2 separate regions of the Homo sapiens genome follow, and region 2 is linked to region 1. Evidence: chromatin loops called from intact Hi-C (ENCODE). Cell type or tissue: K562. All regions are shown on one strand. Links, peaks and the distances in the headings refer to the core of each region. The heading gives the core; the rest is flanking DNA. Region 1 holds the start of APLN (apelin). Region 2 overlaps LOC124905214 (a long non-coding RNA gene).

What was found. Peaks named below come from ENCODE experiments on the same cell type or tissue, not always from the same donor. Only the 100,000 strongest peaks of a DNase experiment are listed, where the experiment ranks them.
Region 2: it touches region 1 in a loop (3.0-fold over the local background); 29 of 110 quality-filtered maps call a loop at or near these places.

Annotation. Positions count from the first base shown.
Region 1 is chrX:129,650,239-129,665,631 of GRCh38, forward strand. APLN (apelin) reads right to left here and starts at 4,718. Exons shown (of 3, transcript NM_017413.5): 1 at 4,326-4,718. The coding sequence starts at 4,392. RefSeq lists enhancers at 1-215, 3,990-4,049, 5,742-5,831, 5,842-5,901 and silencers at 4,340-4,389, 4,480-4,559. In K562, for the core only: a CTCF peak has its summit at 5,809; no DNase peak of the experiment used is centred there; H3K4me3 peaks cover 1,062 bases; H3K27me3 peaks cover 2,115 bases.
Region 2 is chrX:129,718,562-129,733,954 of GRCh38, forward strand. LOC124905214 (a long non-coding RNA gene) reads left to right here. Exons shown (of 2, transcript XR_007068327.1): 2 at 9,745-10,328. Among named protein-coding and RNA genes, the nearest start is that of XPNPEP2, 13 kb to the right of the region's middle. RefSeq lists an enhancer at 1-292. In K562, for the core only: a CTCF peak has its summit at 8,000 (motif pointing left); a DNase peak (open chromatin) is centred at 7,990.

The sequences.
Region 1 (15,393 bases), core at 3,736-7,735:
CTGGCAGCTCCCCCTTCCCCTCTGCCTCTGCCTCCAACATCCCCACGCTCTGTTCCTTCCTTGGCTCCTTGGTTTTTGTGAGTCCTCCTCTGCTTGCACACAATTTCCAAGTGTTCAGCCTCCTCTTGGGCCAAAAGTGGGTGGGTTTGGCCTTAGGGCCCTCTTCCCCCAGGCTTCTGAGCCTGCAGTTCTCCCCACTCACACCCAGACATACCCACCCCCTCCACACACACACACATAAACACATATTCTCCAAGCCTGCACCCTCCTTCCCTCTTTCCCCAAGAAAAATTGCCAGGCCCATGAGGACCCCGCTGTTGACTTGGGTCATTTGGTTAACTAGCCACACTTCCGTGCCAACTTATCCCTTAAATTCATAACCTATGAGAATTAAAAGAAGAATTATCTTAGCACTTTGGAGCAGTAAGTATGGATGGAACAAGGGGGCTGCTTCTGTCTGACTGTCATAGAGCTACCCTCTTGGCGCCATCTGTGAGGGGGCTGGGGCTGGAGAGGGAAAGGAAGGAAAGACCTTCACTAAGCTCCCCACTGCAGCTGCTTCAGCCTCTGCCTTGAGTTCTGGGGTCCCCACAAGGCTCACCCTGATCACTGAGGGCGGATCTGAATGATGCTGATAAGGAGCAGGGGAAGGACCTAGGGGCCTTGTGAAGTGAACCAAGTCAACACTTGGCTCTCACCTCTGCACCTTCGACTGCTGGGGGTGCAGAAGGGATGGGGCAGTGGTGCAGGCCATTGTAGCTCAGGGTGGTGGCAGACATGGAGAAGAGAAGCATGGTGCCAGGAGGGGGAGGGCATCATCTCCAGGTGCTCAGATTGTGAGTGTCTGGCAGTCAGAAAGGGAGGGCTAGAGGCCATATGTCAGGATGGGGAGCAGGGTTGGTGGCTCTGGCCAGGAAGATGTCTAGACTCTAGGTCTGCAGAGAAGAACCACTCTGAGCTGACTGAACCCCCAGCCGGGCCCTGGAGAGCAGCCCCAGGCTTCTTGCATCCCTCCCATTGCGTTGGGGACTCATTGTCCTCAGCATCACCGAGATCTGCTGGCTCCTCCCGCACTCTGAGCCCGTCACCCACCTGTTTCCTACTTTTGATTCTGAGTCTGGCTCACCATCAGATAAGCTGACATCTGAAACCCTGGCTTTATGCTGTCCAAAGGAACAAATTAGAGGCTGTTGATTCTCATCACTGCAGAAGTCTTGACTGTAAAAAAGAATTCCCCTTTAGAAATGGAGGCCAGCCCTAATGCACTTAAATATTTTCTTCCAGCTCATTTGCTACGTAAAAGGAGGCTGGAGCAATCCTCCAAACAATCTCGAGCCTAGAGAGATTGGAGCCATTGCCTGCTGAAGTGCCATCAGCCACGAAGCTACAACATCTCCACGCTGAGAACCACAGTCAGGGGGAGGACAGGATTTGACTTTCATGCTATCTGAACTCCAACCCTGCCAATGCACAAAGAGGTACTTGCGACTTTTCAGGAACATGCCAGTCTCATCAGGAATGACGCACCTGTTTTTCCTCTCTCAGTCTGGCCTGTCTTGTGATGACTTTAAAAGCCCAAACGTATGCTCCGGTGGGGACCCTGCTGGCAATGCCCCTCCACTGCTCTGTGGTCCTGCATGTGTCTCTTTGTCTGCCCAGCCCCCCATCCCAGTCGCCTTCTCCAGGGCCCTGTGCTGTCTCCAGTGCCAGCTTTGCTGCCCTGGGATACATCATGCTCTGTCTGGTGGCCCTCTGCTTCCCTTGCCTTAGTTCTTTGCGAGGAGAGGCCTGGCTCAGGTTACACGGGTGCTTAGTGCTGAGGACTGGGGATGGAGTAGAGATGCCCTTCCCTGAGCAGGAGGGGTACAGTAGGCTCTCCTCACACTCCCACTGTGACTGCAGGCTTTGAGCTGGGCCTGCGGAGGGGGAGGAGAAGGGGAAAAAGAGGGGTGCTCAGAGACCGAGGGACACTTGGCCCTGGACCAGGAGTTCTCAGACTCACAAGAGCAAAGTGTATCCCAGGTCAGGAGGCAGTGGAGGAGTGTACGTGGTGGTAGCGGGGTGATGAGAGGCAGCGTGGAGAGGGGTCGGGGGTGGACATTTCAAGTCAGGACAGACTGTGGAGAGGAGGAAGTGTGGTTTTCAGGCTGGAACTTTGACTGGGGACTCTGGCTGGGGACAGCATGCCAGTCCGGGCCAAGGACAAAGTGGTTCTGGGATTCCTGCTTCTAACCCAGGACAGGAGCCAGCGGGAGCAGGACATGTGTACCTGGACCCTTGGCTGGTGGCCACTTCCAGGGACATGCCCTTCCTTGGCTCCAGGAGAAGTCAGGGAGTAGAGAAGTCAGTGAGAGCCCTGAAAGTTTCCAGCACGAGGCTTGAGCAAAATGTGAGGGCAACGAATTTATCCAAATCACAGTGGACAGATGACCTAATGAAGACGGGGGAATTAAAGCACGAAGTGGCAGGCTCTGGACCAGCCACATGGTGTTCGGGCATCCTGGCTGACTTCCCTTCCCTTGAAACCAGCTCTCTCCCCTTTGCTAGTACTGTCCCAATGGCTGGGACCCAGGAGGGTCTGAGTGGTTGTCTATTGGCCAGGGGTCTCCCCACAGCCTCTGGGGGGAGCACCAAGTGTGCAGATCCAGGAGCCCTACCTTCCTCTGGAACACTCTCTGCACCCAGTCTTCTTCTTCCCTGAAGGCACCACCCTGGACTATTTGCCTGTGGTGGTATTGTGCAAGTGTCATGCCTTGCCAATGACACCAGATGGTAGGCTCCCTGAGGATAGGCTGGTATGGTGTATCATTCGTATCTTACATTCGTATCTTTTGCTCCCTCTGTTACCTGCCTGACAGGAGTTTCTGTGGAAAAAGCCTACCCACTTCTTACTGTGGTGGTGGCTCACTTCGTGTTCAGGTCTTGAATAGAGAAATCACCGGCCAGCTACCTGGAGGCAGGAGGTGCCAGCCCCAACCACTGCACCTTTCTGAGAAGCCAGGCAGTGTTCCCAGAGCCACAGCAGGGCCAAAAAGCAAGAGCAGAGAAAGGAGGTGGCCTGCGATGAGAGGCAGGCAGAGCTGGCTGGGCCCCTCGGAGGCTCCTGGGCTGCATGCCATCCTCCTGTTCTGGAGGGTTTGGAACCACTTAGGGCCCTGTGCCCTTGCCCCAGGAAACTCACTGCCCTGCCTTCTCCTTCTTTCTGCTCCCACCTCCCTGTGACTCCAGCCATGGTCCTGGCGTTAGTCCACCTGGTCTTGGCCTTCCCCTTGTGTGGTGCCAGGCAGGCAGCAATGACAGCCAGATCATAGGACTGTGGCAGCTGGAGGTGGGAGCTGGCAGCCCCAGGAGACATTGACACAGAGGACAGGCAGCCTGGGATGGGGCTGCTGGGGCGTGGTTGGGGACCAGGCTAGGGGCGGACATGGGCACTAGTGCCAAGTATTGGCAGGTGAGGGCAAAAGGACTCCCCTTTCCTGAGCTGCAGGGAGGGGTCGGGTCAGGTGCTGTGCTTCCTCCTTTGGTGCCTAGCGGCAGGGAGACTAAAGTGAAGCATGTCCGTGCCTGGGACAGAAAGGAAGGCTGGAGCCAGGATGTAAGAGAACCAAGTCTCTGGGGGTGGGATGGAGGCTATGGGGAGGGCATCCTGTGCAGGGGAGGAGACCAGCCAGGACCTTGGGGTTAGGGAGGAGAAGACCAGCCCAGCCCGGCTGGGCCCGGCCCTGCCTGGGGGAGGCTGCCTCTGCTCACACATGCAGGCCGAAAGGAGCAACAGCTGGGCTCCATGCCGCCACCCCCTCCGCGCACTCCTGCCTATGCAACAAGTGTCACGTCTGCATGTTGGCACATCATCCCCGGTTTCCCGCGCCCCTGGACTGGCGGGAGGCTCCCAGCCTTCAGGGACCAGAAGACGTTCAACATGGGAGCCCAGCCCACTCGACTCTGGTCAGTTCCTTCCATCGATCCACGAGGGAGCGGGCATGTCCCCCGCCTCCACCTCTACCACGCGGGGTGCAGGGCGTGGGACACGCGGCGCACACCTGTGGTCCTGAGCTCCTGGGACTGCGAGCGACGGTTAGGAGGGACAAGGTGACGGGCAGGTGATGCCAAAGGCCGAGTTGAGCCCCGCAAAAGAAGCAGTCCTTGTGGCCAGCCGCCCCATGGCTCGGGGCGCTCTGTCAATCTGCTGCCTGGCGCTGGCCGGCGCGTGGCTGCTACTGCACGGCTCGCGCCGGGCTCCCCGGGAGGCGGGGAGAGTGCGAATAGGGCGGAGGGAAAGGAGCACGCCGGCTGCAGCCCGGGCGAGCGGGAGGGCGCGCACTCACCTCCACACACCGCGGTCAAGGAGAGCCAGAGCAGCAGGAGCGCCTGCACGCAGAGCCGCAGATTCATGCTGCTCCTTGGGCCGCCGCGGCCCCGGCGAGCCGGCGCGGGGGAGGAGAGGTCGGGCGCCCGGAGGCCAAGAAAGGCGCGAGCCGCGGCTGGCGCGTGCGGGCGCAGAGCTCGGGAGGCTCCCCGGCCGCTGAGTGTGCGCGCTGAGCCCCGCCGCTCCCGCTGGCCGCCTCCGCTCTTCTGCAGCCTCCTCTCCCGCCGCGGGGCAGCGCCGCGAAGCTGGCCTCGGCGGCTCCGGGAGCGGCAGCGGCGAGCTCTTTCTTAGCGGCTGGCTGCTCGGCCGCGGCTGCAACTGCCCGTGACCCCGGCTGCCAGAGAGAATGCTCCCCGCTCACTCCAGGGGCTGCATTTTGTAGCTTGTGGCTTGGCCGCGAGCCCACTTGGTCATGTGGTCATCGGGAGGGCTAGAGGGGGGGCAGGAAGAGGGAGAGGGAGCGAGCCTCCCGCACCGCCCCCCTCCAGGCACGCACTCTGCAGCCCCAGCCCGAGCGTGAGCGCGAGAGGGAACCCCGAGGTGGCCCCACAACAAAGGCTGCGCGGCCTCTCTGACAACCTACAACCGCTCCCCGGACAATGCCCGCCTGGCCGGGGGCCAGAGGGTTTGCAGAGACCTGAAGGATTTCAAACACAGGAAGCATTTGGGGCGGTGGAGGGGCACACTTAACCCTTTCTCACCTTGCTTCCTTAACAGCTGTCAGGAAACCTGGGCGCTTAGGGAAGGACTCAGTCTGGGTTGCCTTCACTCACGCCCTCTACCTCTGACCCTGGTCCTTGCCCTTGCCGCTGGCCAGCTTCAAGGGTTTGGTCAAGACAACCAAACACTGGCCCTCCTCTCTCCTCTGCATTTTCAACTGGCTTTGAATTGGGGGTGACTGCCTAGGCTTGTGCCCAAGGCTTGATTAATTGCCCAGGCCCCTCATGTTCCCTGCATCCCCCAGGAGGCACCCTCTACCTGGAATGCCCCCACCCCACCCTTCCGTGAGCAATTCATTCTTTGCAGCAGCACCTCAAATCCCATCGCATCCAGAAGCCTTCTCAGGATAACACTAATCCAGCAGGGGCCGCCCATCAGCTCCTCCCCACTGTTGGGACATGGGACAGCTCCTATGGTCTACCCTTTCTTGTTCCCTGGAGCTGTCCTCATTCTAGTTCCCCATCAACGTAAGAGGCAGGTGGTTTACCCAACTCCACACAGTCAAGGCTGGATTCATTTTGCGTGTACTTGCGATTCCGCTTTAGAAGCGGGTCCTGAAGTTGTTTGCCTTTCCAGACTCGATTGTTAGCTGCTTCTATAGCTTGGGAGCTCCCAAGGCATGGGGCTGCTTCCCTCATTGGACTGGGAACCCCCTAAGGTAGGATACTGTCTTCTCACTCTTCTGGATCTCTCCAAAGTCCCCAATATCTTGCTCTGCACATAGGTGGCACTCAACACATATTAAAAGACTGAATCGAAAGGTGTCTCCACCTTTCAGCAAGCCAGGCAGTTTGCTTGAAGTGTTAAGTCCAGATTTACACAAAAGATACATTGGACAGGGTGCGTGTGTGCCATAAAAGACATGAGAGACCATGGCATATTTAAAATATCTTTGAAATGTTGCAAAAATCCTATATATACACAATGTATTTATTATCAGTCTCTCTCCACCAGAAGGGTTACCTCCACAAGGGAGGGATCTTTGCTTTGTTCACAGCTGTGTCCCCAGACCTAGAACAGTACCTGCGACATGACTGGTACTCAATACATAATTTTGAATATATAAATGAAATTTTCAAAAACATCTTTACTGCCTAAATTCAGGTAGCAGGAAGGGAATAAGATAAGGTTCTCATTAATAGCCTATGGCCCATTAACCACACTCAAGTAAAAAAAAAAAGCATGTGAAGCATGGCACCCCTCTTCATCCTTGAGACCCAGGATATGAGTAGCAGACATGGGTAGCAGGAGACCATTCTCCCTTCACTGTTCCCCTGGAAAGAGTTTGCTTTCTTTCTCTTTTCTTTTTCTTTTTTTCTTTTTTCTTTCTTTCTTCTTTTTTTTTTTTTTTTTTTTGAGACCGAGTTTTGCTCTGTCGCTCAAGCTGGAGTGCAATACCCTATCTCAGCTCACTGCAACCTCCGCCTCCCAGGTTCAAGCGATTCTCCTGCCTCAGCCTCCTGAGTAGCTGGGATTACAGGCATGCGCCACCATGCCCGACTAATTTTGTATTTTTAGTAGAGACGGGGTTTCACCAGGTTGGTCAGGCTGGTCTCGAACTCCTGACCTCAGATGATCCACCCGCCTCGGCCTCCCAAAGTGTTGGGATTACAGGCGTTAGCCACCACGCCTGGATGGAAAGCATTTTCTAACCAGGAGGAGAAACACCTGGCTTCTAGTCTCCACCCTCATTTGCTGTAGGGCCTTGCCATCATCACCTAAACTTACTGGGGTTCATGGAGGTGATAATCTCTGCTCTACCCACTTCAAAGTTGTTATGGGATTAAGTGAGATAATGTGCCTGAAGGTACCGTGCAAATTAAGAATAAGCTCTTGCAGGGTTGTTTTTAGGAAACTTGGTGCTCCAATCCTTGATTGGGCAAGCCCATGCACACCCAAATAAGTGTCCCCCATAACTAGGTTAATAGAAGCCTTCATATTTAATTGCACCTTTACTAGGGTGTGTATGGCATATTGCTAAGTGGTTGGAACACATAGCGCTTTCTAATACAATAGCCACTAATCATATTTCCAATGAAGTTTAAAATTCAGTTCCTCAGTTCCACTGGCCACGCTTCAATTGCCTATATGTGGCTAGTGGCTACTGTATTGGACAGCACAGAATAGAATCTTCAATCACTGCAGAAAGTTCTATTGGTTAGAGCATTCATTCATTCTTCTTTTTTCTATAATCCATTTTCCCACCCTACCTAGCCTTCAAAATGTACAAGGTGAGGGGAAAAAAAGCATAAAAGCAAACCAATAGAAATTCAAGCCAAGCTGAAGGCATGCGTTTAGAGTAAGATTTAAAGATCTGACACTTGGGAGAATCATTTTTTAATTGAATCCTTCTCTTCATTTAACCAAATTACATCCATTTTTTTTTAGAGGCAGGGTCTTGCTCTGTTACCCTAGGCTGAAGTGCAGTAGTGCAATCACAGCCCAATGCAGGCTCAAACTTCTAGGCTCAAGTGATCCTCCCACCTCAGCCTCCCAAGTAGCTGGGACTACAGACATGCACCACCATACCAGGCTAATTTTTAAATTTATTTATATTTTTTGTAGAGACTGAGTCTTACTATGTTTCTCAGGCTGGTCTTAAACTCCTGGTCTCAAGCAATCCTCCCATCTCGGCCTCCCAAAGTGCTGGGATTACAAGTGTGAGTCACCATGCCTGGCCACATCTGTTTTCGTAGTCCCAGATCCAAGATTTCATCTTTCTTTCTCAGGACACCCTTGCCCACAGTGACTTTGCCCTCTCCATAACAGCTATGGCTGTACCTGTCATTGGTAGGTCCTCTCACAGTGCATCAGGAACACTTTTGCATCTGCACACTGTGCTCTACGGGCCTGCTGTAATTCTGCAGAGAGGACCCATCACCACCATATCCATTCAGGGGTCAAGGCCCATGAGGCAAGGAACGCAGCTCTGATTGCCCACTCTGAACCCCTTGTAGGCTCCCAGATATCTTAATATCAGATTGAAATGACCAGTTTTCGAATATCTGTATCTATTTGCCAGACTTTAAGGTCACTGCTGTGATAGCACCTAGCACAATGCCTGGCACATAATTGATACTTCATAACTGCCTGTCAGGTGAGCAACTGTCGGCCCAACACTGTGCTGTCTTTTGTTCAGGATACTATTGAATGAATATCAGCAGGATAAATGTTTTAAGGCATAAGTCTCCAATCCCTGGGCCATGGACCACTATGGCTCCCTGTTCTATTAGGAACCAGGCCTCACAGCAGGAGGTGAGCAGCAGATGGGCCAGCGAAGCATCATCTGTATTTACAGCCGCTCTCCATTGCTCCCATTACCACCTGAGCTCCACCTTCTGTCAGATCAGCAGTGGCGTTACATTGTCATAGGAGCACGAACCCTATTGTAAACTGCATGTGTGAGGGATCTAGGTTGCATGTTCTTTATGAGAATCTAATGCCTGATGATCTGTCACTGTCTCTCATCACCCCCAGATGGGACCATCTAGTTGTAGGAAAACAAACTCAGGGCTCCCACTGATTCTACATTGTGGTGAGTTGTAGCATTATTTCATTATATATTACAAAAAAAAAATAGAAATAAAGTGCACAATAAATATAATGCACTTGAGTCATCCTGAAACCATCCCTCCTAACCCTAGTCCATGGAAAAGTTGTCTTTCATGAAACCAATCCCTGATGCCAAAAATGTGGGGACCACTGTTTCAAGGTATTTCTCTGGAGATGGGAAGGAGGTACATGAAACTGTCCACACTCTCCTGCCCTGAGGCAGCAAGTAGCTGTAAAATTTCTGGAAATGTTGCTGCATTTGGGGCTCAGGACCTGTGGTCAGCAGCAAGACTCAGTTTCCAGTCAAGGTGAGGGACAATCCTGGGGGCAAGGGTAGGACTCAGTGCATTGTTGGGGACAGAAGTGAGATAGCTGACCTATGTGAGTTCAAAGTGTGACTTGCCCCCCTCATCAGAGCTATCCACATGCTATTCAGTTCTGCTTATTGTCCTATGTCACCACCAGCCACTGCTGTTCAGTTGACTCATCCACGTCTCTTGTGGGTTAAAGTGAACAGTGTGAGGCATTAAAAAGAACTCAGCTTTTGGAGTTTCACATAACTGAATTCAAATCCTGCCCCTCAACCCCATTCGTTAGCTGTGTGACCTTGGGCAAGTTATTCAGCTTCTCTGAGGCTCAGTTTTTTCCTCTGTTAAATGAGGATAATAATGGTACCTAATTTTTTAAGTGCTAAGGTTTGAATGTATGTGTCCCTCCAAAATTCATATGTTTAATTTTTTTGTTTTTGTTTTTGGAGATGGAGTTTCACTCTTGTTGCCCAGGCTATAGTGCAATGGTACGATCTTGGCTCACCGTAACCTCTGCCTCCCGGGTTCAAGTGATTCCCCTGCCTCAGCCTCCAGAGTAGCTGGGATTACACGCATGTGCCACCACATCCGGCTAATTTTTTATATTTTTAGTAGAGATGGGGTTTCTCCATGTTGGTCAGGCTGGTCTCAAACTCCTGACCTCAGGTGATCCCCCCGCCTTGGCCTCCCAAAGTGCTGTGATTACAGGCGTGAGCCACCACGCCTGGCCTCATATGTTGAAATTAAAAGCCCAAGGTGATGTGTTAAGAGGAAGGGCCTTTTGAGATTGATTAAGTCATGAGGGTTCCACCCTCATGAATTAATTAGTGCTCTTATAAAAGAAGTTGGAAGGGGCACCCTAGTTCCCTTTTTGCCCTTCTGTCCCTTATGTCATATGAGGACACAGTGTTTGAACGCTCCAGAGGAAGCAGCATTCAAGACACCATCTAGTAAGCACAGACTGGGCCCTCATCAGACACAGAAACTGCCAGCACCTTGATCTCAGACTTCCCAGCCTCCAGAACTGTAAGAAATAAATTTGGATTATTTATAATTATCCAGTCTCGAGTATTCTGTTATAGCAACAGGAATGGACAAAGACATTATGGTTGGGAGATTAAATGAGATAATGTGTGTAAAATACTTAGCACAGTCCCCTGCTCATTGGATGTTAGTTTTCTCCTCTTCCTGACCTGCTTCTCCCCCCACCTTTGGGTCTATCCTCTGGCCTTCTGAAACTGATCAGGAAGAAAGGGCTCTGATATGGTTTGGATCTGTGTCCCCACCAAATCTCCTGTAGAATTATAATCCCAAGTGTTGGAGGTGGTGTCTGGTGGGAGGTGACTGGATCATGGGGGCAGAGTTCTCATGAGACTGGGTAATTTATAAAGAAAAGAGTTTTAATTGACTCACGGTTCCACATGGCTGGGGAGGCCTCAGGAGACTTGCAATTATGGTGGAAGCCAAAGGGGAAGCCAGGCACATCTTACAAGGCAGCAGGAGAAAGAGAGAGGGAGGGGGAACTGCCAAACACTTTTAAACCATCAGATCTTATGAGAACTCACTCACTATCATGAGAACAGCATGGGGGAAACGACCCCATGATCAAATCACCTCCCACCAGGTCCCTCCCTCAACATGTGGGGATTACAATTCAAGATGAGATTTGGGTGGGGACACAGAACCAAACTATATCACTGCCTAACCTCAAAGCCCACACTCTTTCCTCACTGAACATCAAGAAGCAGTTTCTCGGGAGGCTGAGGCCGGGGAATGGCGTGAACCCAGGAGGCGGAGCTTGCAGTGAGCCGAGATCGCGCCACTGCACTCCAGACTGGGTGACAGAGTGAGACTCTGTCTCCAAAAAAAAAAAAGAAGCAGTTTCTCACTTTTTGGGTCCACCTATCACTTTATTTGAACTTCTAGCACCTAACTCATACTGTCTTGAATTAGGAAGCCATGAAGTACATAGTGGTTAAGCACATGGGTTCTAGAATAAGGCAGCTCTGTCTCTTACTACATAGGTAACTTTGAGCAAATTATTAACCTTTCTGAGCCTTAGGTGCCTCATCAGAAAAAAGGGCTAGCACCTAGCTCCCATTGTTACTGAAAGGATTAAAAGAATCAATACCTATAAAGTACTCGGCACTGAGTTTGGTTCTTATAGTAAGGGAAGCATTGTGTAAATGTTACATATTCCCATGGGTATTTGTATATATCTCTGACTTATATGAGATAGTAACACTATGTCTTATTCGTTTTTATATTCTCACCAGCAGTGCTGTTGCCCAAAGCAAATACTCAATAAATGTTTGTTGAATGAAAGAAGGAATTGTATATTCTTGTTAATAATTGCTCTAGGTTTATGATCCATATCAAGTGTCTCTATTTGGGCAAAATCATCACAACTTGTCCAACTGGTTCTTAGATGGGTCAACACTAACAGCTAACAGACATACACAAAGATGTGACCATCTTCCCTCTCCTCATTGTGTAGTAGTTGTTTTTACTGGATCAATGCAAAAAGTGGAGTGGGGAGAGGACATCTGAAGAAGGATGACCCTGGCCAGCAATCAGAGAGATTTCATAACAGCAAGAGCCCCAACCCCCTCATTATGCAGATGGAGAAACTGAGGTCCAGAAAGGAAAAGTGACTTACCCAAAGCTACACAGAAAGCTGGTGGCAAAGTCAGGACGGAGCCTAGGTTCAACTAAATCCCAACTCCTATTTTTCCTTCTGTGTCTTCCCAGCATAGAAGTAGCGCTCACTGGCCAAGCAGTCCCCTAGCTGGCTGCATAGGCACAACAAAATGACTGTGGTTAGGCACAGGATTCTCATTCCATAGGCCAGCGCTTTTGGAGCATCTCAGAATGAGTCTTCCCATTGTCACTCATCTAATTTGTTCCTTAAGACATAAGCTAAATTAATGAGCAAAAGAAGTTCAGTAGCAGCAACATCGGGAAAAAGTATTTAAGAAGAACTTCAAAGCTTACCCTGCCTCTGAAGCTACTTAACAGGAACTTGGGGGAAAAAAGCATGGGCCAGCTGCTAGTTGATGCCTCACTAACTAGCTTCATGACAAATTATCTTTGCTCAGTTAACCACCACAAGAGAACATGAATTTTTCACTCTCTCATTACTGAGTATTTGTCTTTCTGATACTAACGGCTAGAGTTGAGCTTTCTAACTCATCTATAACCACCAGAGCAGCCAGCACAATGCTTGCCATAGAGTAGTAGATGCTTAAGCCATATTCATGGGTTCACTTTCCCATTCTGGGTGTGAGACCATTTAAATCAGAGACATGATGTTCATTATGTGAAACTTAGCCTGGAACTTATTCTGTGAATCAAAAGATCCTAATAATCATTTTGAGGGAATAATCTCTTTGTTGGACTTTGCTGGGGTTTCTTCTTCAGCTAACTGTGTGATTCTTGTCTTGATGTCCAATACCTCTTAATTCTGATCACCAGCTAGGTCCTAAGCCTGGCCACAGACCGAGATCTTGTCTTTCACACTTGCCCTCTTCCCAAGCACACAGAGTCAAATACTAACCATCACACGGTATCAGGTTTGCAAAAATTAGAGAAGTAGCCATTTTGCAGCATAACCACATTATCTCTATTCACATCTCAAGTGTTTAATACTATATTCAAGTCACTACATGCTAATTCCTTCCATGGGACACCTTTCAGCCACTGCCACATGGGCTCCAACTGCCCTGGAAATGCTTATTCCATTTCTCTGTTTCTTCCAACTTCTTTGCAAACTACATACCTTCTCAGATCGTCTGATATATTCAAGGAACACCAGGGGTTCCCACAGATACGCCTTCCTTGACACAACACCCAAGTTCCTGAAAAATGTTGTCAGTGGAATTCAGATAATCAGCTATATTTCAAATGTCTTTGAAGGGTTCACAGTTTATTAGCTGAATAAGTCCTAAGAGAGATTCTCTGAGGTGAAGAACTGTTCCTCTGTTCCTGCCCCCAGCCCAGCCCAGCTCCACAGAATTACCCCCTTTTCCCTACATCCTGCTTCATTCCTTCTGATCCTCTCCCATAGCCACACAGGTCCCCATTCCTCCTGTTTGTCTTTCAGAGCAGTTTCATTTCCTCTGCATATCCTCTATGACGTCTCCCAGGAGCCTCCATCCTTCCTCTCCCCTACGGTCTATAAATACCCTGGTCTCCCAGGGGAGGCATGTGAATTCCTTCCTTACGCAGCAAGGCCCTGTGAGTTAGGATAGCCACTCCCAAAGGAGCAGGTTTATCTCCAAAGTCCATTGAACCTTTCTTCCTCTTGCTTTGCTGGTTAATATTATCTGGGCTTATATCATGTAAGATATTATATGTCTCAAATCTGGCACCTTTGTTTGCAGAGCCAGGGCAAAGACTGTTGAGGACACGGTATTGAGTCTATGACCAGTTCCGTTATGGGCTTAGAGTTCTGGGATAATAAGGTCAAAGTCAGAGAGATAATGAGGTCAGCTTTGTTCTATCCCAAACTCAAGTTTGGATTGACACCAGTCACTACCTGAATCCTAACCATGGCCACAGACTGAGATCTTTTGAGGTTCTTACTTTTTGACTTTCATACATTTCCCATACACATAAAGAGAGAGTCAAATATTGTACTAAAATTTAAAAGGTAACACTTCTGGAGAAAAAAGAAAGAAAACTAGCCATCTTACAGCAAAACTCCATGTGTTAATTTCTCAGGGCTGCTATGACAGATTACCACAAACTTCGTGGCTTAAAACAACAGTTTATTTCTTCTCACTTCTGGAAGCCAGAAATCTGAAATCAAGAAAGCTCTAGGGTGAGAAGTTTATGATAAATTAGTGAAGTGATAGATGTGTAAATTAGTTTGATTGAATCTTTCTACAATGTATGCATAGATCAAAACCTCACATTGTACCCTATAAACATGCACAATTATCATTTGTCAATTAAAAATAAATAAAGATAAAATGAAAGTGTAAGGGAGGATTCTTCCTTGCCTCTTTCATCCCCTGGTGGCTCCAGGCATTCTTTGACTTAGGGCTGCATCCCTCCAATCTCTGCCTCCATCTTCATCTTCACATGACCTGACCCTTTTGTCTATGTGATATCCTTCTGCCTCTCTAGGGTCTCACTCTGTTGCCCAGGCTGGAGTGCAGTGGTGTGATCATAGCTCACCATAACCTAGAACTCCTGGCCTCAAGCAATCCCCCTGGCTCAGCCTCTTCAGTAGCTGTAGCTACAAGCACCACCACAACCAGCTGATTTTTTATTTTTTATTTTTTTTGTAAAGACGGGTCTTGCCGTGTTACCCAGGCTGTTCTCAAACTCCTGGCCTCAAGTGATCCTCCCACTTTGACCTCCCAAAGTGCTTGGATTATAGGCGTGGCTGCCTCACTCTTATAAAGATTGTCAGCAATGGATTTAGGGCCCACTTGGATAATCCAGTATGTCTCTCTTGAGATCCTTAAACTTCTTACACCTGCAAAGACCATTTTTAAATGAGGTGTCAAATTTACAGGTTCCAGGGGTTAGGACATAGACATATCTTTTCGGGGGCTACTGTTCAACCCATTACACCCCACTACCTCCATTTACATTTCTGGCATGCTGGAATCAACACAGCATGAACTTTCTGCCAATTTAACCTCCAAATATCTGTCAAATCTACACGTCTCTATGTTTCTGCTGCCCTATTCTTGTTCCAGCCCTGTCATTCCTCACACATCATTCTCCATAGCAACCAGAATGGTTATGCCAGTTGGCTTGAAAACCTTCTGTGGCTCATGGCTCTTAGGACAAGACCAAACTCTTAACCATGGCATGCAAGGCCCTGCATAATCTAGCCCCTACCCACTTCGCCAGCCTCTTCTCTTGCCTCTTATCCTCTTTCTATCTGCAATGCCATGTCCCTCCTGTCACAGTGCCTTCCCAATACTTTTTCCTCCTACTGAATGATTCTCTGCTCTACCCTGTCTTCTCCTGGCTAATGCCTATCATCAATCAGCTCATCTCTAATGTCAAATCACTCCTCCTCAAGAGATGTTTTCCTTGGCCCTCAGACTGGCTGAAATTCCCCTGTAATCGCTTCTCATAGTTCACAATTCAGTTTGTGTTCAGTTAATGTCTGGCTCACCCCATCCACCCCTCACTGTCCAACTAGACTGAACTCCATAAGGGCAGGGGCCATGGCTGTCTGGTTTCATGACTGTGTCCTCAGCATCTAGCCAGTGTCTAACTCATAGTAGGTGTTCAATCATTTTCCCAATCAATGCATATATGAATGAATGAATGAATAGGTCTGAACATCTGTGCTTTGCTCCCTCAAGTTCTTCTAAAAAATGAGAAAACAATGTTTCACTCCCAGGGTTGAATAAGAATCAAAACAAGAGAATGAAAGGGAAGGAGCTTTATAAACCATGAAACGCCTTACTAATTTGAGGA
Region 2 (15,393 bases), core at 5,991-9,990, 71 kb after region 1:
GAGGCCAGGGAAATGCACATACTCAGAGCCTCAGGCATCAGGTGGGCCTGAGAGGCCTGGCTGAGGAATGGGGGGTAAGTCTGGACATGCAGACAGACTTCCCATGATATTCTACCTTGAGATGAATGTGGTCAGGAGGAGAGTCCAGGCTGGCTGGGAGGTTGATCTGGGGCTACAAGCCCTGGGCCCCAGGAGAGAGGAACTGGAAAGGCTTCCTCCAAGAACCCCAGAAGCCTCTGGCCTTTCCCGGCATAACTAGAAAGAGAAGCAGACAGCCCCAGGATCTTACTCAATGAGAGCTTAAAGGCTTGCCTTCCTGTTTCCTCTCTCATGAAGGGGCAGCCTGAGATGCCACGAAGAGCCCTGGGCTGGAAGTTAGGAGGCCGGAGTGCTAGTCCCATTCCCGCCTGCCAGAGCCATCCTCTCCCTGGGCTACAGTGTTCTCCATCTGCAGAAATGATGAGGCAGGATGCGTCAAGTGGGGAAGGCAGTTGGTTCTACCAGAATCATGGTTTTCAAACTTTTGCAGTTTGGAACACTTTCTTTAAACAAAATCTAACAGGGCAACTCAACGTGTAAGGTGGCAGATGAAAATAGAGCTGCTCTCAACCCATTCCCCTCCCCAGAGGTTCCCCTAGAACCTCCATGGTAGCCCAGAGCCCCTTTTAAAGACCACTGGGTTAGAGCTGTGGGCTTCCAACTTGAGTGTGCACCAGCATCACCTGGAGGGTTTGTAAGAATAGATTGCTGGGCCCACCCCTAAAGTTTCTGACTGTGTATATGGGATGGAACTGAGAATTTGCATTTCTAACAAGCACCCAGGTGATGCTGATGTTGCTGGTCCAGGGACCACAATTTGAGAACTACTAGGTTACATTCTACCCAAGGGCCTTCCTGTGATTCATGTCCAGTCATTCAATATTTACATTAATCCACTTCAGATAGATTTTCTGTGATATTAAAGCATAGGAGAACACCTGGTATTGTCCCTGGCACATAGCAGGCACTCGGTCAAAGCTGGTAGGGTCCGTTCTAAATGCTCTGCCTAGAAGTCTGTTTAGGTGTACAATCATGTTAGCCACTGGTCAAGGGATTCACAGAAGCAGAAGCTTTACTTTTAATAAGTTTACAGTCTGCCATGGCCCCTCCACCCACCAGGAAATAACACCCCCACTAATTCCATCATTAGAAGTTACTCCATGTTAAACATTATCCTTTCCAGATATTCTCTTTTTTTCCAGGTAAACCCCCTGGGAAGGGGTAGTTGTTCAGTCCCTGACCCCTCAGCATTTCTTAGATGTTTTCCCCATGTGAAGGGGACATAGCTTCGATCCTCTAGGAGTTCTTCCAGGGCAAGGACCTTACCTGTATCATTCTCCCCCACATACCCCACGGCTCCTAGCCCAGTGTCTGGTACAGAGTGGACACTCAGTACAAGTTTGCAGAATAGAATAAAGGAAGCATGGGACCCCCAACTTGACCCAGCCCACGTGAGCCACCAGCACCCCCATCATGGCCAAGGCTGCTAACTGGGGAACTTTGGAGGGTACATGGGGAGGGCAGGTCTCCAGCCACACGCACCTGGGATTGCTGCCCGGGAGGTTTTGCAAACTGGCTCCAGGAATGTTCGGGGCCTCCCATTCCCCACATCCTCCTTTTCAGCCTCACCACGTTCTTAAACAAATTGGCACTGACCCTGGTGACAGACTTGATCATTTCCCTTTGCTTCGTGATTGTGTTAAGTGACTGCCAAAGGCCTGTTCCTGAATAGTCAGCACATTCCTCAGGACGGTGAGTGGGAGCCCATCTGCTCCTGGAGCGCTTCCTTTCCTTTATTGTGCTATTTTGGCCTCAATTTCCCATTTGGACAGGAGCATCTTCCAGCCGGTGGGGAAAGGGAGAGGGTGGAGAGGGGCGCCACAGCCTTCCTTCATTTCTCACTCATATCCCTGGTTTCTCTGGAAATAAATCAACAAATATTATACTACGTGCCTGGCGCTGCTCTTAGCTCTCCACATGTGTCCATGGAGCTAATCCTTACAACACCCACTATGAGGAAGGCACAAATATTACCCCCATTTTCCAGATGAGGGAACAGAGACTGAGAGAGGCCAAGTGACTTGCCCAAGGTCGCACAATATGTGATAGAGCTGGGATTTGAACCTAGACAGGTCTGGCTCTGGAGACTGAGTTCTCACCCATTGGCTCTACCAAGGGTGTGGATTCTTGAGGCTGTGGATCTGGGCCCAATGGTATCTGAGGCCATGGCCCTTTCCCTCTTCACTGTGTGTCAGCAGGTTCTAAAGTCACTTAGATTGAACACAGAATTCCAGCCCGGCGCGGTGGCTCACATCTATAATCCCAGCACTTTGGGAAGTTGAAGTGGGAGGATCACTTGAGACCAGGAGTTCAAGACCAGCCTGAGCAACATAGCAAGACCCCATTATTACAAAAAAAATTTTAAACCGGCCAGGTGTGGTGGCGTGTGCCTGTAGTCTCATCTACTCGGCAGGCTGAGGTGAGAGGATGGCTTGAGCCCAACACTCCAGGCTGGACAACAGAGCAAGACCCTGTCTCTTAAAAATTTTTGAAAGAAAACAGAATTCCTTGCAGATCAGAAAAGGTTATCTTCATACCTTGCCACTGACCCACTCGTTTAATGCAACATTTGAACTCACAGATGCTACACCAATGTGGACTCTACCTTTGGGTTATAAAGGGCTGATATAGTAATGCTAAACAGCTCATTGTGTGCTCTTCTCCATGTACCTTGCCTCATTTATGTCTCACATCAACTCTAAAGTAGGTTGTAGGGAGAAGCTGAGGCTCAAAGATCCCCCAGCCAACCACAGACCCAGCATGTGGGCAATTCATTACTACACTAGATGTTAAACAGCCAGGTAGCTTTTGCTAGGTGTCAGGTGTTGTCTAAACACTCTCCCTCATTGATTCATTCAAGCCTCATAACAATCCCATGAAGTAGGTACTATTATTATCCCTGTCTCTATTTCGCAGATGAGGAAGCCGAGGCACAGAGAGGTCAAGTAACTTGCCTGAGGTCACACAGCCAGAAAGTGGGAGATCTGGGATTTGAACCAAGTCTGTCAGCTTAGACTGTGGGGTTCCTAGTGTATGCTCTTAACCACTGCACTGTGCTACCTCTTGGCACTGAGGCCACCTCTGGGCACTTGAGGTACCATGATACCATAACCCCCTCCATCTCTTCTCCTTGTCTTCCTGCTATTCCAAATTGACTTGGTATTTCCAATAACCATAATTCTCAGAGGTTCTGGAGTTCAAATTACAGCACTGCACTCACTAGCAGGGTGACCTCTGTTTCTTTCTGTACCCCAGTTTCCTAATCTGTAAAGTGGGAGTAATATGGTAATGAGCCCATAGGGTGGTTGTGAGCATGTAGGTCAGGCACAGTGGATTCCGCCATCACCACCACCACCTCCGGTTGCATCTTCTCCAGCCCAGCCCCAGCATCCTGAAGGGGGAAATGGTGCTTCACGCCCTTTCACTTATCAGTCTCACCCTCCGTGTCTGTCTCTTCCTGTCTCAAATGAAAAGCAGCCTTCAGTTAAGATTCCCTAGCCTTTTGAAAACTTGGTGATTACAATTCCTCCCAGGAGGTCAAAGAAACCTATTTCCCTAGCATTCTAAGCAGGAATTCTATTGTCATTTGTTAACTCAAACATGGCCAAGGTGGCCCAGCCCATCTCCTTTCGTCCACACCCATAGGAGACATAGAGAATAGATAACTTGACTGGAACAGATCCCACCAGCACCCCATGGCCAGAGTCCCTGAGAAAGAAATTCACAGCAAGGAAATGCACCAATTGCAAATAATTATTTGGAATCTGATGATTCCTTGCAACGTCAGTGACTGCGAGTGAGCCTCTCCCTCTTGCCGTCTTTACAGAAAATGTTGAGGTACTAGACAGGGAATATAAATTTTCCAGTATCTTTCCCTATGTTCCTAAGTGTCCCTGTCCTATAATTCCAGTCTTGCCTCGTTGCTACTGGTGTCTTATGTCCTCAGCTCAGTGGGGTAGAGCATAGCGCTACCTATAAGCAGGCAGTTAGGATTAGAAAATAAAGTCCCCTTCACTTAGCTCTTCATCCACAAAGCAAGCTCTAACCCTGGCCACTGACTGAGCACTAACCCCAGCCTAGAATGTTCCCTAAACCTGTTCAGAGAATGAGCCTAAACCTTGGTAATGGGCTGCCCTTAGTCTCATTCACAGACTGAGTATATAATTGCAGAGTGAAGAAACTCCAACCTGGAGAGGTAAAGCAACTTGGCCAGCATCACACAGAACCAATTCTCTGTCCCAGCCATATATTGACCCTGAATTTTAGCCACTAAGAACAAGATTTTAAGCGTGTGGGTGTATCAGTGCAAGTGACCTCTACTAGTAAGATTCCAACTCAGACAGGTGAGTGGGCACCACATCTTTGTCTCTGAGGGAGATGCCACTGTTCCAGTCTTCACGGAGTACTGGGGTTATTAAAAAGAATTCTTGCCTAGGGAGAGTGATTTGTATGATGAAAGAAATCAATAAATTGCTGTTGAATGCAGTCCAACCTCACTTATTCAAACTAATTGGAGGTAGCCTTTCAAATTAGTGAACCATCTGTATTGTAGGTTACTTGTAAAGTAATGAAGCTTTATTGTTTTGAATAATTCACAGTAGCTCCAAGTAAGCTAACAAGTTGTAGCCTAATCGAGGTCTTAGGAGACTTGCCTTAATGAAATGAAAAGAATCCTCAGCATCAATCATTTGTATGCAAATGGTCCTACCAAGGAAATGATAAAGTTTGCTGCCTTGAAGTATAGAAACTCAGTGCACAGAGTCCATTTATTCAATTCATTTATGACTTTGTTGAGAGTGGACAAAGTCAAGACAGACAGGGCCCAAGCTATCCCCATTTGGTACTCATGGAGTGTCTTCTAATGAGGTTTTACTGTAAAAGGAAACAATTGGAGAGCAGCAGGTGCAATCCATCCACTGATAAAATAAAAGATGGTTTTGGAATACTGTCACTTCCTTTCATTTTTTTTTCCTAAGAAGACATTAGAAAAAAAAGTTACCAATGTAAGTCAAGTACCTCGGTGCTTTGTCAAAACCCGGAACAAACATTAAGGGGAAAAAAATCTGAAGGTCGAGGAAGGGAAATAAACAAGAAGAGTAAGTAAAGCATGAATCATCCATTACCACCTGATGGCTCCTTAAAAATAAAAATAAAACTATGGAAGGAAATAGAGTCCATGCCACAGTCAGGCATGTTGATAGGGAACCTGGCATGGACTCTTATTTCGCAGAAAGAACTGACCTTTGGCTTCTAATTTGGATTGCCTTTTCCTCAAGGCCTTGCAGAGCACAAGGTTAGACGATGCTCGCCTAGCACCGGTTCCCAATTCTTTCTTGGGCACTATAAGTGGAGCCAAGGAAACAATTTTATTTTCATGCATTTAATTTAATTACCCCACCTTGTTTCCCAAAGACTTTGAGGTGGTTAATGACAATGAAAAAATAATGACAAAATAAAAGCAGAGAATTAGGACCAGGGAAAATATTAATAGAAAGTTTTAAATCAAGAGTTAAAGACCTGAAAGGTCATATAAAGTTGCACTACAGGTTTCTAAAAAGAGGCACAGTTGGGATTCAAACCAGCTCAGTCCAATGGACCACCTTCGGAAGGAGCACAGGATCCCCAGATGGACCTATCTATAAGTGTGATCTTGGGCTAGATACACAACTTCCCTGAGCCAATTTCCTCATCTGAATGATGGACCTAATCAATATTGTCTATTTCACAAGCTGTTATGAGGACTCAACGAAATGGTTTCTTTAAGCCATTGAGCTCCACTGGCTAGCAGAGAACATGTGCTTAATAAATGGTAGCTATGAGAATGGATATGAAGTCTCCCATGATGCAATACAAAGAATTTGCCCATAATGGCATGTCATTTAATCTTCGCACCAGCTCAGGCCTTGGGCCCAGGATCACAGAGAAGGGAGAGCAGAGGAAGGAGGGAGTCCTTGGGGAGGCTTCCTACAGAAGGTGGTACCCCAGTCAGAGCTTCTGTAGGATAGGTAGGATATGAGGAGATGGAACTAAAGGTGAAGAATGAGCTGGAAGTGTATGAGGACAGTAAGAAAACCTACTAAAGCAGATGGCCAGGTAGGAAATGAGGTTATAGAGAAGAGGATAGGGCAGGATGGGCTCATGAACTTGCTTGAATCGGGCCAGATGGTGAAGGAATGTGGATGTCATTTGACAGGAAATGGGGAGTCATTGAAGGATTTTGAGCAGGTTGAGCAGGGGAAGGATGTGACATGTTTGAAGGGATGTTTTCAAAGGTGGAGTCTGTCTGCTGCTCTCTGCTGTGTGCAGGCTGTGGTGGGGGTTGGGAGAAACAGGGACTGGCAGACCAGCTGCAGTGATCCAAGGAAGGGACATGATAAGAGCTCAAGCTAAGGCAACGGTGACGGAGAAGATGGGCGGTTCCCAATTTCAGTTAGAGGCACCTGAGAGGGATGATTTGACTTTCTTTCTAGACTCAAAATTCCATGAGGACAGGGACCATGCTCTCCTGGTTCATCACTGTACCCCTAGGACCTAGCAAAGTGCTTGGCACATAGCAGGCGCCCAGCAAGTGTTTTATGAATGAATGAATAAATGAATGAATGCCTCTATGCAGACAGACACTGAATAAGAATGGTTGCTTGCTCAATAACAAGCAATAGTACAAGGAAAACAAAATAGAGAATTTTTTTAAAGAAAACATTACTTTAACTGACTTTCTTTCACCATCCCTGGACTACAGTAACAATGTGGTATAGGAATGCAACTCAGGAGAAATCTAGAGCTGACTGGGAAAGAAGCCCTTTAAAGCAGAACCTGTATCAGCAGTGACGCTCTATAGGAAGCATGCCAACCATATGTCCCCTGGACAGTTCGCACAGTGTAGAAACATCACAATGCAGGTAAATTATAGATAGGAGAAGAAAAATGGCAGTATTTACCTCACAAAAGGATTAACTGAGCTTCCATTTAAAGTAGCAAACTGCCTTTCTAGTGTACTTAATTTGAGACCAGGACTTGACGTACTGAAACTGGGTTCCATCCAAGACAATATAGAGTAATTGTCTATACTGGTAAGAGCCTTGATTTGGGAGTACAGAAACCTAACCTTTGACCTAGGCAAGTAGCAGAATGTGGTGGTTACATTCACAGGCCGTGGAATTGTGCTGCCTGGATTTGCATCCTGGTGCAACACTGACTGGCTGTTTGGCCTTGGGCAAGTGGCTTAGCCTTTCTGTGCTTCAGTTTCTTCTTCTGTAAAATGTGATGATACAACACCTGATCCTGGTTCATGAGGTTATTGTGAGGATTAAGTGAGGTAATGCATGGAATGTGTTCAGCAATACCTAGAACGTTTCAGTAAATATTGGCTTTCACTCTTAATCCTAACTATATGACCTTAGGCAAGTCACTTCCCCTCTCTGGGCCTTGGTTTCCTCATGAGCCTGAAGCTTCTTTTATTCATACCTTAGGGATGTGGCCCCTACCTGTACTACAAACTCATCATCTATCACACATAAAAGCATCTCCACCCTCTGGGGTCCCCAGTTGATAACTCTGCCCATAGAAGGACCATTGGGATTCCTAGAAATGAGCAAAGGCCCAAATAGACAAGACTAGGATAGATTCACTTTTCTTAGTATACTTTGTAAAAGTTCCAACTCACTCACTCAGCTCCCACTTCTAAATCTTAGCCTCCTCTTTTCCTCCCAAGCAGCCTTACTTCCTTAATCATCTTCATCCCAGGCCCTAAGGGAAAGGATGCTCAAGAGCACTGCTATCCTCTGGACAGCTCCTCTAGCCAAACCCCCATTTGGATCCCAAGTTTTTCCTTTAGGTTTCTCCTCCCCAACCCCAACTCCAACCCAGGGAACTGCAATCGCACCAACCTCTGCTGCCCTCTGCTGTCTAGTTCCAGATGTGCTGGCTCCAGTTGGGCCAGTTATGTCAGCTTCCAAGGACCTGTCAGTTTTTCCAGGCCCTAGCTGCCACTGTGACCTCAGGAATACAACTCAGATGCCCTCTGCAATATCTGTGCTCTCCCTTAATCTGGACAAATGCACAGTCTTTCCTATTCAGACTCGACAGCCAAGCCACATCTGGTGTAGTCCATGAGTTCAGAACTGTTATTTTCAGCAAAGAAAGGAAGCTGCTAGAGCCATCCATACTCTCATCTAAGCCCCCTTCTCAAACATTCTGCAATCATTTATTACGCATTTGCTGTGTGCCAGGCACTGTGCAAAATGCTGAGGATGCATTCTTATTGAATCCTGGCATCAACCTTCCCAGTAGGTAAAATTATTATTATTACTTCCATTTTAAAGATGAAGAATCTGAGACTCAGAAAAGTGAATGTCTTACGCAAGGTCACAGAGCCAATGAATGGCAGAGATGGGGCACAAAAACAGATCTACCTAGCCCCAAAGCTGGTGTTCTTAACCACTGGCCATAGTGTGGAGGGTAGCTTGGAGGGGAAGAGAGTGAAAGCAGACTAATCATTTAGGATCTATGGCAATAGTCCAGGGCAGAAAGCAGAGGAAGTGATGATCTTTAGATACATGTAGGAGGTAGACTTGACAAGACATGGTGTCAAGGCAAGGGGGAGGGAGAGGTCTGCAATGACCCTCAGAATTCTGGCTTGGGCAACTGGGTGGACAGGGACATGTTGGGGCATGGGGGAAATGAAGAGATCCATTTTGCACATATGGAGAAAGAGACATCCAGGTAGGGAAGGTCAGTAGGCAATTTTTTTTTTTTTAATCTTGCTGTGTCGCCAGTCTGGAGTGCAGTGGTGCGATCTCGGCTCACTGCAATCTCCGCCTCCCAGGTTCAAGCAATTATCCTGCCTCAGCCTCCCGAGTAGCTGGGACTACAGGCACATATCACCATGCCCAGCTAATTTTTTGCGTTTTTGTAGAGACGGAGTTTCACCATGTTGGCCAGGATGGTCTTGATCTCCTGACCTCGTGATCCGCCTGCCTTGGCCTCCCAAAGTGCTAGGATTACAGGCATGAGCCACTACGCCCAGCCAGCAATTGGTTTTATGAGTCTAGAGCTCAGGAAAGAGACCTGGGCCAGCACCGACTTGGAGATGGGTGAGAGTGGAGTGTAATTCATCAGAAGAAAAGAGGGCTGAGGCCAGGACATCAATATTTAAGGGGAAGGGAGAATAAAAGAAGTGTAGGAAAAAGACTAAGAAAAAGTAGCCACAGATGTAGGAGAACCAGGAACAATTGTCAAGGAAGTCAAAGAAAAGGAGAGGTTCAATGAGGGAACAGTTCTGCTAAGTTGACTACCACAGAGAAGTCATTAGCCTTAAAATGGCCCTTTAGATTTGGGAAGTAGAAGGCTGTTCTCGTTATCTATTGCCATGTAAAAACAAAACAACAAACAAACAAACAAAAAACCTTAGTGGCTTAAAGCAACACAAATCATGGTATTATCCTATCATCTCTTATGGTTTCTGTGGGTTAGAAATTTGGGGTGGGCAAGGAATCTGGCTCAGGGTCTCACCTATTGTTGCAGCCAGAGAGGGGCTGGAAGCTAGAACATTGGGTGGCGGGGAGCTGGGGGCTGGCCTGGGGCTGGCTGGCCTTCTCTCTCTCTCTTCCTGTGGTCTCAGGGCCTTTCCATGCCACTTCTCTGCAGGGGCTACTCTGAGCTTCCTCACAGCCTGGAGGTCTCCGGGGAGTAGACCTGCTTGTATGGCAACTGAAGACCAAGAGAAAGAGTCCCATGTGCTACAGACAGAATGCTCGTGTGCCTCCGAATTCATATGTTGAAACCCTAATCCCCAATGTGATGGTATTTGAAGATGGGGAAGTTTGGGAGGTGATTAGAGGTCATGAGGGTCGAGCCCACCTGGTGGGATTTGTGCACTTATAAGAAGAGACCAGAGAGCCCCATCTCTGTCTACCCCCTCCCTCCCTCTCTCTCCACCTGTCATATCAGGACATAGCAAGAAGATGGCCATCTGCAAACCAGGAAGAGTGTTCTCACCAGACACCTGATCTGCTAGCACCTTGATCTTGGACTCCTCAGCCTCCAGAACTGTGAAACATAAATGTTCATTGTTCAAGCCACCCCATCTATGGCAATGTGTAACAGCAGCCCAAACTAACTAATACACCATGTTTCTGTACATCAGCAATGAAAAATCCAAAAGGAAATGAAGAAAATAATTCCATTTACAGTAGTACATAAAAGAATAAAATATCTATCAATAAATTTAACCCAGGAAGTGAAAGACTTGTATACAGAAAACTACAAAACATTGCATATAGAAATTAAAGAAGACCTAAATAAATGGAAAGTTCACTTTCACCACCTGCCATTGGTCAAAATACTCATAAAACCCTGCCCAGTTTCAAGGGGAGTGGACAAAGACATCCCCATAACCTGCCATCTCTCAGTAGCGAACACCACAAAGGTCATTAATGCCTCTAGCAAGAGCTCCTTTAGTGGAGTGGTCGGGGCTCAGATCAGACCACTATGGGCGAGGATAGGCATAGACAACTTTACAGAAGGGCATACAATACCTGAATCAATGAAAAGATAAGGTATATTCCAGGATGTTTTTAAAAACTCAGACATTTTCCCCAGATTAATCCAAACATCTAATGCAATATCAATTTGAATCATAACAGGAATTTTTATAGGACTTGATGTGCTGATCCTGAGATCATCTAGAGAAGGAAATATGCAATATGACAGAGAAGTGTTTAAAAAATGGGCAGGAAGTCTTCCACTGCCAGCTATCAAAGCACAACACAAGCTATAGTAATTAAAGCAGTGTAATGTTGGCACCGCGACATAGATCAATGGAACAAAAGAGTCTAGTACAACCCCACGTATATGTGAGACTATAATATGCACTACATAAGGCATTGAAAATCAATGAAGAAAAGATATACTCGTCAATAAATGGTTACGGGACAATTAGTGTCAAATTGGGGGTGGGGGGTTAAGGCACAATATTCTTAAATCTGTACCTCATGTCATATCCAAATACAATTCCCAAATGGATTAATGAGCTAAATACACGTGCACTCACAAAAAAATTATATGAAACTGTGAGAATATATAGGACAGTATTTCCTTGTTAAGTAAGTCACAAGTCCCAGAAATTATAAGAGTATCTTGATAGGTTTTTGGCTACACAAAAAAAATTTCAGTCTCTAAAATTAAAAACAAAGTTAAAAGGGAGAAAATACTTGAGGTATATAAATATTTGTCAAACAGATAAATGAAGAATGCACATAATATATAAAAAGATCTCATTTTTAAGTTAATAAGAAAAAAACAAACAACCCAATGAGAACATGGGCTAATGAAAGGAATGGGTACTCAAAGATGAAGAAAAAAATAAAAGGCAAATAAAACATAAGGAAGCATAGTCAACCTTTACCAGCCAGCAGGTAAACACAAAGCAGCAAGAGACCAATTTTCACCCATAAAATTGGTAAAACCTTAAACCATTGATGTTATCCAGTGTTGAAGACATTGTGGAAACAGCTATTTTATTGGTAGAAGTGTGATTTGCTACAGCTTTTCTTGGAGGGCAGTTTGGCAGAATCTATTGACATGACAAAATTGTACGCTTTTCTACTTCTAGATATGGATCCTAGAGCAATGCTTCATGTGCGTGAATTTTCATGGCCCCTGTTTGTAACAATGCAAAGTCAGAAACAACCTGAAGGTCCATCAATCATGAAATGCAAGCAGGGTAGGGATTTGAGGACAAGGATAAAGGTCTGGAATCTCCCACAAGGGCAACAGAAAATACAGCTGACTCAGGACAGGGAAAAGGATTGCCAAGCAGCACCAAGAGGCCTGCCGAGGTTGGACACCAAAAATTTGGAGTGATCCCAACCAACAGGGTTGGGATATATTCTCCTGTAGAGAAGACAGATGGTTCAAATGCCCTGGGGTTTACTTATTTATTCAATAAAAAGTTATGAATGCCTACTAAGCTCCAGGTAGTGTTCTAGGCCCTGAGATATAACAGTGGACAAACATAAACAAATAGGTACACAATATAATGTCAGGAAAATACTCTGAAGAGGTAATAATACAGAATAGGAAATAAAGAGTGACAGAGGCACTGTTTAAATAATGAGGTCAGGGAAGTCCTCTCTGAAAAGGGGACATCTGAACAGAGGACTGAATGAAGCGAAGGAATGAGCCATGTTGGCATCTGAAAAAAAGAGCATTCCTGTTAGTGGGAATGGTATATGCAATGACCCTGGGATGGGAGCATGCTTTACTTGGGGATGGACATTGGCAGGATACATGGAGTGGAAGCACAAAGGAACAGGAGAGTTAAATGTGCTAGCAAAAGCGAGGTTGGAGTGATGGGTTATGTAGTTTGAGCCAAATAGAGAGGGAAGGGAAACCAAGGGTTGCTGATAAGTGGAGAGGAAGAGCGCAGGGCAAGGAACAGGATGTTTTGGTGAAGTCAAAAATCAGGTGCAGTAAGAGTGAAGGAGAGAAGCACAGGAGGGTGTGTTCGGAGAATGGGGGGTTGGAGTTCAGTATGTCAAAGGACAGTGATCCCAAGCAGTGGCAAGGCCCAAGATGCTACTTTGGTTGTGGGAGGCTGAGGAGGAGTGGAGGAGAAAGGGCCTTGAGCTGAGGAGCTTTGGACTTGAAGAAGGAGGACATTAGATGGGTCATTGACAGGAACCTTGATATGACTCATGGTAATGGCAGACATGCTGCAGAGAGGCAGCCATGAGCTAGTTGCTGTGGTCCTTTCCACGACTGAGGAAGTGTTGAAAGGCAGATGACAGGACCTGTGACAAAGGCAGTAACAGAACTAATAGGGGAAGTCAACCTCGCCAGGAGGTCAAGGAAAGCTTCCAGACCAAATGACATTTGAGGCAAGACTGGAAGGAAGAGGAGTTCACAGAGTAAAGAGAGGAAGGAAGGGTGGGTATTCTGGGTGAAGAGAAATGAACAAAGACCCTGTTGCTAGAGGAGACACTGTAAGAGGGACTCAAAGAATGGCATATGGCTAGAGTGGAGATGGCAAGGAGAGGGGCATAAGATGGCTGAGAAGTAAAGAGATCAGGCTCCTGAAGAGGACAGAAGGTTGGGAGAGTGCCCAAAGACCACCAAATGAAGGGTTGAGTGAAATCAACTAGAACCTTGGTGAGCCCCAGTGGTGCTATCGCCATGCATCCTTATGCAGTGCAAGGCCCCTGAGAGGGCAGCATAGGTTTGTGACATGCCTGGCTGGGCTTTGGACTCAGCCAGGGCTCAGGATCTGACTTAGTCTGTGACCACTGAAGTGAACCAAGCTAACTGGCCTACACGGGGCTCTAGCCAGATCCACTGGGTCTCACTAGCAAAGTTCCTGAACCATAATCACTGATAATGTTTGAATATATGTCTCTTTCAAATCTGATGCTGAAATGTAATCCCCAGTGTTGGAGATGGGGCCTGGGTGGAGGTGTTTGGGTCACGGGGCAGATCCCTCATGGTTTAGTGCTGTCCTCATGATAGTCAGTGAGTTCTCAAGTGATCAGGTTGTTTAAAAGTGTGTGGCATCTCCTTCTCCACTCTCTCTGTTGCTCCTGCTCCTGCCATGTGAGATGCCTATTCCCTCTTTGCCTTCTGCCATGATTGTAAGTTTCCTGAGGCCCTCCCAGAAGCAGATGCCAGCACTATGCTTTCCTGTACAGCCCACAGAACTGTAAGCCAATCAAACCTCTTTTCACTATAAATTATTCAGTCTCAGGTATTTCTTTATAGCAATCCAAGATTGGCCTAATACAGAAAATTGATGCCAAAGAAGTGCAGCATTGCTATAAAGATACCTGAAAATCTGGAAGGGGCTTTGGAACTGGGTAATGGGCAGAAGTTAGAAGAGTTTGGAGGCCTCCAAAAAAAGATAGGAAGATGAGGGAAAGTTTGGAACTTCTTAGACACTAGTTAAATGGTTGTGACCCAAATGCTGTTTGTGATGTAGACGGTGAAGTCCAGGCTGCTGAGGTCTCAGATGGAAATGAGGAACTTATTGGGAACTGGAACAAAGGTCACCTGTATTATACCTTAGCAAAGAACTTGGCTGTATCACATCCATGACCTAGGGATCTGTGGAGTTTTGAACTTCAGATTGATGATTTAGGGTATCTGGTGGAAGAAATTTCTAAGCAGCAAAACATTCAAGAGGTACTAGGCTGATTCTAACAATCTATGCTCAGGTGTGGGAGTAAAGGAATGACTTAATGTTGGAATTTTTATTTAAATGGGAAGCAGAGTGTAAAAGTTTGGAAAATTTGCACCCTCACTATGTGATAGAAAAGAAAAGCCCAATTTCAGGGGATGAATTCAAGCAGACTGTGGGGTAACCACTTGCTAGAGATATTTGCATAACTAAAAAAGACATTTCAGAGATCTAAGAGGCAGCCCCTCCCATCACAGGCTCTGAGGCCAAGGTGGTTTCATGGTCCAGGCCTAGGGCCCTGCTGCCCTGAGCAGCCTCTGGACACTGCTTCTCGCATCCTGGCCACTCCAGCTCCAGCCTTGGCTGAAAGGTCCCCAGATACAGCTCAGGTTGCTGCTTCAGAAAGTGTAAGCTGTACGCCTTGGCAGCTTCTGTCTGGCATTAAGCCTGTAGGTGTGCAAAGTGCAAGAGTGAAGGAGGCTTGGCAGCCTCTGCCTAGATTTCAGAAGATGTATAGGAAATCTGGGTGCCCAGGCAGAGCCTGCTACAGGGGCAGAGCCCTCATGGAAAACCTCTGCTAGGACAGTGCAGAGGGGAAACGTGGGGTTGGAGCCCCCATGTACAGTCTCCACTGAGGGCACTGCCTAGTGGGGCTGTGGGAAGGGGGCCCCGGTCCTCCAAACCTCAGAATGGTAGATCCACCAACAGCTCGCACCCTGCACCTGGAAAAGCCACAGGCACTCAACAACTGTGAAAGCAGCTACAGGTGCCGAACCCAGAAAAGCTACAGGGGCAGAGCTGCCCAAGGCCTTGGGAGCCCACCCCTTGTGTCAGTGTGGCCTGGATGTGAGACCTGGAGTTGAAGGAGATTATTTTGGAGCTTTGACATTTAAAGACTACCCTGCTGGGTTTCAAACTTGCATGGGGCCTGTAGCCCTTTATTTTGCCCAATTTCTCCCTTTTGGAATGAAAATGTTTACTCAATGCCTATCCCCCCCATAGCATCTTGGAAGTAAATAACTTGTTTTTTATTTTACAGGCTCATAGGTTGAAGGAACTCATTTCCAGATGAGACTTTGGACTTTGGAGTTAATGCTGAAATGAGTTAAGACTTTGGGGGACTATTG